Regions from separate parts of the Homo sapiens genome. Here region 2 is linked to region 1. A link is a loop called in an ENCODE intact Hi-C map of the cell type or tissue named here. Cell type or tissue: CD4-positive, alpha-beta T cell. All regions are shown on one strand.

Evidence for each region. A loop is a pair of places that touch in the nucleus more often than their neighbours do. Peaks named below come from ENCODE experiments on the same cell type or tissue, not always from the same donor. Only the 100,000 strongest peaks of a DNase experiment are listed, where the experiment ranks them.
Region 2: it touches region 1 in a loop (5-fold over the local background); 2 of 110 quality-filtered maps call a loop at or near these places.

Annotation. Positions count from the first base shown.
Region 1 is chr4:152,097,234-152,102,233 of GRCh38, reverse strand. LINC02273 (long intergenic non-protein coding RNA 2273) reads right to left here and starts at 1,481. Exons shown (of 3, transcript NR_121628.1): 1 at 1,417-1,481; 2 at 654-750. RefSeq lists enhancers at 1-528, 823-1,323, 1,423-1,717, 1,324-1,824. In CD4-positive, alpha-beta T cell, a CTCF peak has its summit at 2,333; DNase peaks (open chromatin) are centred at 1,473, 1,703 and 2,473; H3K4me3 peaks cover 1,517 bases; H3K27ac peaks cover 4,841 bases.
Region 2 is chr4:153,113,474-153,118,473 of GRCh38, reverse strand. No RefSeq gene overlaps it. Among named protein-coding and RNA genes, the nearest start is that of TRIM2, 88 kb to the left of the region's middle. In CD4-positive, alpha-beta T cell, no CTCF peak of the experiment used is centred here; DNase peaks (open chromatin) are centred at 2,013, 2,443 and 3,493; H3K4me3 peaks cover 1,723 bases; H3K27ac peaks cover 2,862 bases.

The DNA of each region.
Region 1 (5,000 bases):
TGAATTCACCCCTATGAGAGAAATCCACTCTTAGCTTGCTGACAAAGTCAATTGCCTCAATTACAAAAAAAAAAAAAAAAAAAAGATTCCCGAACTTGCCCCATAGAAGCAAGACAGCCAAGCTTAGAAGCAGCCAGCCCAGCCCTTTTTCAAACTTAGAATCAGTGATCCAAGGGTCCTTTCAGTATTTTTCCACAGGATCTCTGGCTGAATTTCCACAGCATGTGAAAATTCAACTATACACAAGACAGCATGATGCAGCGATTTTCTTTTTTTCTTCTCTCTCTCTCTCTTTTTTTTTTTTTTGCACATTTTATTTTAGTAGCACAACTCTTATTTTCAAATGATCTTACGAAGGACCTCAAGCTGCAGATATTCATGTCTTCACATCAGGCGTCTCTACTTGGGTGTCTGACAGGCACTTAAAATATAAGATGTCCAAAGAGCATTCTGGATGCCCTGCCCCCGCTGCACATGCTCCTCCCTAATGTGCCCTCATCTCTCAGGCCTAACACCTAAAATCATTCTATTCTCAGGTCATCTCTTAGCCTCAAACTCCTGCTTCCAGCTACAAAACATATGTAGAATCCCATCCCTTCCAAGCTAGGGCCCACATAGCTGAAACCTTGTTTTCAGCCAGTATCCCCTCTTACCTGGATGACTGCAACGAACTTATAATAGGTCTTCCCACTTTTATTACTGCTTCCTATACTTCCCTGGATCGGAATGCAGTTTCCCATATGCTTCTACCTACAGGGAAAGAACAGGTATGGCTGGCTTACATAATTGTCAGATGGAGCAACATTTGCTTCACTTAAAATTGTTTTTAGAAGTCTAGACTTTAGAATCTCTACTTGTTAATGACAATATAACAATGACCAATTACTACCATTTTAAACGTATTATTTCTCTATTTAGTGAAATAATACGTTTAAAATGTAGATCAGATGGTGACTTTCACCCTGTTCAAAGTGCTCCAACATCTCCCATCACTCTTAAACTGCAAACTCCTTACCGTGGTCTACCAGGCTCTCTGCCATCTGGTTTCCTGGTAGCCCATTGGCTGAACTGCCAGCTGCTGTCTCCTTGACTCCTGTGGCTCCAGACACACTGGACTTATTGTTGGTTCTCAAATGTGCCAAGCTTGTTCTCTGCTTTGCATTTGCTGTTTCCTCTGCTTAGAACCTCTGGTGCCCTTGACTTTGAATGGCTCACTTCCTCACACCAATCAAGTCTTTGCCTAAAGTCTCTGCCTTTGCTCAGAGAGGCCTTCCCTTGCCACCTCTTTAAAATAGCCTGCCTCACTCCTACTCTCGAGCTCCTCAGTCAGCCCCCACCCAGCACACACCACATTTCATAGTGGATGTTGTTGTGTGCCACTCAGATCCCCTGGCAGAACCGAAAAACGCTTGTCACCTTAGCTGCTGGGAGTGCAGGCTCCACCAACTCACACCTGAGACACTTTCCAAGCATTGCAAAGTGTCAGAGGTGTGTCATTTCCTCTGTCAGAGGAAGCTGCTCCACCCACATGTACACCCACTTCCTGGAGGCAGCTTGCATCCAAAGGCTGGTCACATGGGAGTGCAAATGCCCAGTCCTCCAATCTTAATTAGGACAACACTGCTTGTTGTCCCAAGCTGCAAAGCTCCTCAGGAGGAAGACAGAAAGCAACTTTTCCATCTGTCCGACCTGCGTCCCTCACCCTTCACACTTGTTGCTCCTGAGATCACGCCCCAAAAACCTCCTGCAAATCTCTTTGTCAGAGTCTACTTCCTGCAGAACCTGACCTGTGGGCCTCTACCCCAAATTGTGGGTTTTTAACTTACTTGTTTATTTCCTGTCTCTCCAACAAAGACGTAAGTTCTGTAACAGCAAGGAAAGGTCTATCTTACTCCCCTCTCTATCCTGGCCCAGACGCCTAGACAGTGCCTGGAATACGTGGAAGTTCAATAAATATTGAATGAATAAATGAATGCACCCCCCAATCTATATAATAGATAATAGGGAAACTGTCTTCCTGAAATTGTTTGTGTGTCAGGGGCACTCCTCCCTCTGTCACTCCTCTACCCACCGCTGGAGAAGTACCCAGGGCACCTCAGCAGCACCTTCAGGCAGAGTCAATTTTAGAATCAGGAAAGCAAGATTCATAGCCAGGTTCCATCACTAGCAAGCCCTTCCCAGTATCTCCTGGAGTCAGTATTGGGCCTTGCAGGCTCTTTAGCTTGTTCGACTGCGACAATGAGCGCCACACTCCGCTCCTGGAAAATAAGCTGGGAGAATGGAAAAGCTAATTGAATTGGTTCATCTCTCTGAAGCCAGTGATAAATCTTAGGGGTCTGAAGAAGGCCCTAGGGGATCTAATGCCCCCAGTGAGATCTGGGGTGGGGAAATTGACCTCAGACTCTGAACCTCGAATCAAGAGTGGTTCATTTTTACTACAGAGCCTGGAAGGGAGACTGCTTGGGACCTGCCCTTGGGTGACTCCTGCTGGCCCCTGGGGAGCCAAGTTTTATTCCAGTAGAATGTCCAGGAAGCTGTGCACCCTGGTGACAACTCACTTTCGCCTATGCCTTTAGAGTAAGTCTCCTTCTTGATTTCCAGGATTGGAATTCCCTGGAATGTTCAATGTGCCATCATTACCAGGACATAAAGAATGTTTCTGGGTCAAGAAGGTGCCAGAGATGGTTTAATGCACATCCTCATTACCTAATTGTTTTCTCCTGGTCTCTTCTCCAATTGCTTCCGTGTCTGATGAATTTTTCTCTGCTTTCATATGTGTTTTTGACAGAGACAGGGGAGCAAGGCTATCTGTGGGCTTTAGATCGCCTGACTTTTCTTTTGAGCATGATGAGTTGGAGTTAGATAATGCAGGGAGACCTTCCCCCTGAACCAGGGAGGGAAATGTGGCTGGGAATGCCCACAGACGGGTGATGCCCCTCTGTCCTCAAAGTGTGTTAGACGAGTTCTGCTCTCACCTGCCCCTAGACAAGAGGCAGTCCATTAGATACTTCGCATCTGCGGTAGACTGAACCAGCACCAGCTGTGAGAGTGGCTCTGCAGCTTGGATTTCACTTCCTCCAGAAGGCAGCCAGGACAAATGCTGCTGCTCATTCTCCAGGAGGAGGTTCCAGGATGATCCAGCCATTGTTCCTCTTCGGTAGCACAAAGGCAAGGTTACCCAGAGCGGACCCAGCAAATATCCAACAGCCTTTGAGACAGTCTGGACACATCCACAGTGGTTGTTGGATGGCTCATTACACACTCTCTGAGGAGACTGGTCTCGGGTCCCTAAGCAGATTGATGTTGGCAGTGGCCCGGGAGGCAGGAACATGCATGAAGGACACAGAGGCGAGAGGAGGCGGAGCTGGATGGAGTGCATCTAAGGCCTGGGGCCAGCCAGAGAAGACACATCTCCTCCTCAGCACCACTGAGGCCACACAGCCAGGCTTGTGAGGAGATGCCTCTGAGGACCTCCGAAACACACATCACTGGCTTGAGTATAAGAGGTGCTGGAGCACCTGTAGTAGCAAACATCCTCCTAGAAAGGCAGATAATGCCTCATCTCTGCCAAGGCTAAATTGTTTTTATAACATTCTCATCATTATTCTAAAGAATAAAACCATTACTAGTACATAATGTCCTCATCAGGGTACAAGACAGGCCCCAGGCTCTATTCTTGGCCCTGGCAGTTATCTGGTTGAGTGACTTAGTAATCTAGGCAAGAGCTGCCTCAACCTTTTTTTTTTTTAATTAAATTTTTTAGGCCAGGCACAGTGGCTCACGCCTGTAATGCTAACATTTTGGAGGCCGAGGTGGGAGAGTTGCTTAGGCCAGGAGTTTGAGAGCAGCCTAAGAAACAAAGCAAAACCCCATCTCTACAAACAAACAAAGAAAACAGCCAGGCATGGTGGTGCACCTGTAGTCCCAGGTACTTGGGAGGCTGAGGTGTGAGGATCACTTAAGCCCAGGAGGTAGAGGCTGCAGGGTGCTAGGATTATGCCTCTGCACTCCAGCCTGGGCAACAGAGTGGGACCCTGTCTAAAAAACAAAATTTTGTTTAAATATCTAGGCTTTAGAATCTCCATTTGTTAATAATAATATAACAATGACCAATTACGGCCTTTACTCTTGAATGGCCACTATGGGTCAGGCACTGTCCCAGGAGCTGGAGGAATAGTGGTAAGCAAGCTGACAACCACGCTCATATCCTGGAGCTCGTATCCACGGATCATCAGACAGGCAATACTTCCCCTGTTTTAGAGCTGAGGCCACTAAGATTTAGAGCCCTGAAGTGATGGCAGGTGAAGCACTTGCCCATGGCTGCCTGTTAATGGGTCATTGCCTCTTGGTGCTAACCTACCCTTCGGTGTTCCACTTTGTGATGCTGGGGCTGGGACTCTAAACCAATTTTTTTCTAGCCTTTGCCAGCTGCTCCATGGTAGATTCTATCAGTAAGGGGGTGCTAGGGGAGGCAAGAGAGGAGGAAAAGGGACCTGCTTCCCCCTGGGTGCTTTCAGAGCCTGCCTTTGTTCCTTCCTTCCTTCCTTCCTTCCTTCCTCTCTCAATCTTTCTTTCTCTCTTTCTTTCTTACTTTCTTTCTTTCTGTCTTTCTTTCTCTCTTTGTTTCTGTCTTTCTCTTTCTCTCTCTCTCTCCCTTTCTTTTTTTCTTTCTTCCTTTTCCTTTCTTCTTTTCCTTTCTTTCTTTTCTTTTCTTTTCTTTTCTTTCTTTCCTTCTTTCTTTCTTCCTTTCTTTCTTTCTTTCCTTCCTTCCTTCCTTCCTTCCTTCCTTCCTTCCTTCTTTCTCTCATTCTTCTTTTTTTTTTTTGTTAGACGGAGTCTTGCTCTGTCGCCAAGCCGGAGTGCAGTGGTGCGATCTCAGCTCATTGCAACCTCTGCCTCCTGGGTTCAAGTGGTTATCCTGCCTCTGCCTCCCAAGTAGCTGGGACTACAGGCACATGCCACCACACCCAGCTAATTTTTGTATTTTTAGTAGAGACGGG
Region 2 (5,000 bases), 1.0 Mb before region 1:
TTTATTAGTAAAGTAAAGGAATCAAAGAATGGCTACTCCATAGACAGAGCAGCCCTGAGGGCTGCTGGTTGCCCATTTTGTGATTATTTCTTGGTGATATGCTAAACAAGGAGTGGATTATTCATACCTCCCCTTTTTAGACCATATAGGGTAAGTTCCTGACATTGCCATGGCATTTGTAAACTGTCATGGCGCTGGTGAATGTGTAGCAGTGAAGACGACCAGAGGTCACTCTCGTGGCCATCTTAGTTTTGGTGGGTTTTAGGCGGCTTCTTTACTGCAAAATTTTATCAGCAAGGTCTTTATGACCTGTATCTTGTGCCAACCTCCCATCTCATTCTGTGACTAGATATGCCTTAACCCTCTGGGAATGCAGCCCAGTAGGTCTCAGCCTCATTTTACCCAGTTCCTATTCAAGACAGAGTTGCTCTGGTTCAAACGCCTCTGACAGGAGGATCACATGAGCTTGGGGAGTCGAGGCTGCAGTGATCCTAGATAGCACTACTGCATTTTAGCCAGGGGGGACAGAGTGAGACCCTGTCTCAAATTAAAAAAAAAAAAAAAAGGAAAAAATGAAAAATATGTTCTACCTCATTAGTAATCAAGGAAACGCAAATCAGCATAACCATGAGATGGCATTTCATCCCTATCGAACTGGCAAAAATGTTAAAAACCTAAAACCAAGCACAGTATTGGCAAGGATGTGGGTAAATGTGGAGCCTCATTGAGCTCTGGCGGGAATATAAATGGCACCATCACGTGGGAGAGCAATTTGTCATCTAAACAGCAAACATGGAAAATGGAAAGTGCTAATCAGTAGGAAACTGGTTAAATAAATCGTGGTGATATTCATATATTGGAATGTCATACAAATGAACAAAGTAGATGTACATGTATCAATATAGATAGATTTGAAAATACTGCAAAATAGGTATAAAAGGCACATGATGGATATATATAAACTATATATGTGTTTATAAAAACACTGAACAACAGTATATATTTTGAATTTATAAAACCATTGGTAAAAGGCACATACCAGTTTCAGGATCATCACTTCTGGATAGAAAGGAAGGGAAGGAGATAAATGGGTTGAAAGTGAGGACTTCAACTGTATCTATAAAGATTTAGATTGATTGAAAAATGTTAAAATGTGTTCAATGTTGGAGGTCGAAACATGGGCATCTGTGTTTTGTTTCTGTTTTTGTTTTTTAGTGCTTTTTTGTGTGTGTTTGAAGTCTTTTTTTTTTTTTTTTTAAGAGTGTCTAGGAAGTGGTCAGGGCTAATTCCAACCACTTCATAAATTGTAGGAAATTGGAACTAGAAGACCCTTCAGCTCCATCTATTCAGCTCCCTTATCTTAGAAGACAGAAAACAGTAGGGCTAATGTTTATGTTTATCTATCATCTGTCTGTCTATCTATCTATCATCTATCTATCTATCATCTATCTATCTATCTATCTATCTATCTATCTATCTATCTATCTATCTGTCTATCTATCTATCTAATGCAATTTATAGATGGAAAATTTCCTGATTATTTTCTGGCATATATTTTGCACATAGTAGGCAGTCATTCAAATACTTGTGAAATGGAGGCTGGGCGGGGTGGCTCATGCCTGTAACCCTAGCACTTTGGGAGGCCAAGAGAGGCAGATAACATGAGTCCAGGAGTTCAAGTCCAGCCTGGGCAACATAGCGAGACCTTGTCTATATAAAAAATACAAAAATTAGCCGGGTGTGGTGGCATGCACTTGTGGTCCCAGCTACTCAGGAGGCTAAGGTGGGAGGATTGCTTGAGTCTGGGAGGTGGAGGTTGCAGTGAGCTGAGATCCTGCCACTGCATTCCATCCTGGGTGACACAATGAAACCCTTTCTCAAAAAAACAAAAACAAACTTGTATAATGGATAGGCACCCCCAAAAGTGTCCACGTGCTGCCTATTGCATTCATTTGCTCATCACTTACCTTGCAGGTGCATAGACTGAGGCCTGTGGCTTCAAATCATGTCACTGCTCTGATGCCTACGTCTACTCTGAACTAGTGGTTTTTAAATTAGAGTGTCATCTGCGAACTTAATAAAACTGCAATTTCTTTGGTTTTAATGCCAAAGACACTGATTTGGTGGATGGAGGTGGGGTGGATGGAGGTGGGGTGGAGGGAAGTGGGGGAGGTGGGCTGATTTGGGAGGTGGCGATGGAGTTATTTTAATGTGCACTTCAGATGTTGCTAATGTGCTGGCCTGCAGACTGCGCTCTGAGAACAGCAGCTCCAGCGTCTTGGCCACCTTCACTAAATACTTGCCTTGGTTTCCTCTTCTTTAAAAAAAAAAAGAAAAGAAAAGAAACCAGGGGAAAAAGGAGGCCTGGCTTACTGCTGGTGAACATGAAACCTCAGAAACCAGGGCAAGGCTCATCACCCAGCTTCGTGGAAAAAAATACCAGCCTAGTCGCCAAAATGAAAGTAGATTACCTCTGTGGCTAAAAACGGAAGCGGCAAGTTTCCACTGCAAGTGCCAGGGTTGGTAGAGAAATGGTAAGGCAGTGCTTAAGAAAAAGGAGTCCAGTCTTTCTCCCCCCTACCACCCCACCTCCCATCTTGATGGGCAGAGGGAGAAAAACAGGAGGAATCCAGCTGAGAAAGTCCCTGATTTATTAACAACTGTGTACTGATGACTAATCACTTACTAATGTTTGCAAAGTGCTTGGAGCCTTTCTATAAAAAGGGGACAAAATGTGGGCAACATATTCATAGTTATGACATCAAAGAAGAGGCCCAGCAGGAACATGAAGATGGCCGCTGACATGCCACATGCAGAACTTGCTAGCAGGACAGACAGACAGGACAGACTGGTGGCCAGAACTTTGGAATGGCATAATTAAACATTGTGCCACCCTGCCTCCCTCCCCTGCTCCATTCACGTTCCCTTCCCAAAGCCCCAGAGTCTGTAACAGCCAACAGGTCCAGTGTTGTCTTGCTGAACAGCAATGAGAGCTGCGGACCCTCAGGATGAGCACCATGGGCGGCCGTCACCTCTGCAGCCACCCAGAGTGACACCTGATAAGTCTTAAGGGTGCAGTCAAAATGGCCCATTGCCTTTCCCCCTCCTGGGAAGCCAGGGCACAGGCACCGACCCTAGTGAAGCAGAGTCAGGGATGAGAGGAGGAGGCTGTTTTTCAGGCAGTGACAACGATGGCAGCAGGCAGTGATGACGTCCAGAGTCTGGTGTGCACAGGTTCTAGGGTATGGTTTTGGTTGGGGCTGACCTCAGGGCTCCCTTTAGTCCCGCAGTTTTTCAGTCTTCCCAGTGGCCCTGTGAGCTACCCAGTACTCTTTCAGTCCATTTTTTCTACTTGTAACACCCAGAGCTTGGTGTCCATTGCTTATATCTACGAGCCCCAGCTGACTCACCAACGCCTCAGAGGAGGGAAGAGTTCCAGGCAAAGCAAACTACCCAGTTAAAAAAAAATCCTCACAGTTTCAGAGACGATAACGTCAGGAGCTTCAAAGCCTCGTTTGTTATTGTGGTGAATGGGCATCAGAGCTCTCTATACTTTTAAGAAGTGGCACACGCCTTTTGGCACAGCATTTCCCGGTCTATGACTTTATCTCCAGAGACACTCCCACAAGGACTATGCTAGCTGTTGGGCATGACTGCAAGTGAGATGGTGGCACCATTTTCTGAGGACCGATGGAGGGAACCAGTTGGGTGGTGGGGAGGGGGTTGGGGAGATCAAGGGTGACATTTAGGAAATGTTAAATTTCAGATGCCCCTGAAATACCTAAAGAAGTCACCAAGGAAGGATACGGAGGGCTTAAGAGTCTAGATTCAAATGAAAAAATAAATTTGGAATTCATCAGCAAATGGATGGTGTTTAAAGCTAAGAATGAAAAATACATCGACAGAGAAGAATAAGAGGTTGTATCTAGAGGTCAGGGAGAGGGCGACCTAGTGAGGAAGGTTGATTAGAAGTGTCTGGTGGGATAAGAGAAAAATCTATTTGCTGTATCATGGGCAATGAGAGAGGAGAGGGGTCTAAGAAGAGGGGGTGGGCAGTTGTGTTTCACCTTACAGCCTTCTCCTCTGTCAATTTCTTTCTTCTAGGTGTTTTTATAATAGACAAAGTTGGGTTTGACAGCATGGAGCTTATCGATGCCCTTGACACAGAGGTCACTGACACCCTTGACAAAAGGAGTTTCGGGGGAGTGGAGAAGCCAGAAGCCAGACTGGAGGAGACTGAAGAGTAGGTGAAGAAGCAGAAGGAAGGATGGGTGAAGCCAAGATGTTAGTGTGCAGACCGCTTGTGGGAGAAGTTTTGCTATGAAACAGGATGGGGAAAGGGAGGGAACACTGAGAGTCTGTCGAGCCACAGAAAGACTTCTTCTAATGAGAGATTCCAGCACGTCTTTGTGTGTGAGTGGAAATGATTCAGTGGAGAGAAGATCGAGGGTGCAGGAGGAGATAACTGGAGGAAGGAAGTCCTCCTTCATTCAACCAACACCAAGAGCTTCCCATGCCAGGCATCGTTTGGGTGTGAGCCACAGAGCACCAAGTGGCCTGGGCAAGGCTGCCTCTCTCAAGAGCGCCTGTGCTGGAGTGAGTTCAGGTCGGGGAGCAGGGTGCTTGGGGTGTGACAAGACAGATGTAGCTGTGAGTCTACCTGTGCATTTGGAGATGAGAAGAGAATTGCGCTCCCCTCTGATATGTGTATTTACTCAGCTCCATGTGGGGCAGGTCATGCATTCACCATGGGAGATGTGAAGAGAGAGATGCTGCCGGGGAAAGTCAACTCACAATGGAAATGGACAGAGTAGCTAAGCAGTGCCCATTAGAGGTTTGTGGCCATGAACTTAAAGTGAAACCAGTCAGCCCGACAGTGTGACTTTTCCTGTTGTGGTCAGCTGTGCATCCAAGTCAATACTAGAATCAGCCAAGGTTGAGGTTTTGCAGGATAAGTATGACTTAGAGAAGAGAGAAGCAAGGGGTTGAGGAATTCTGCC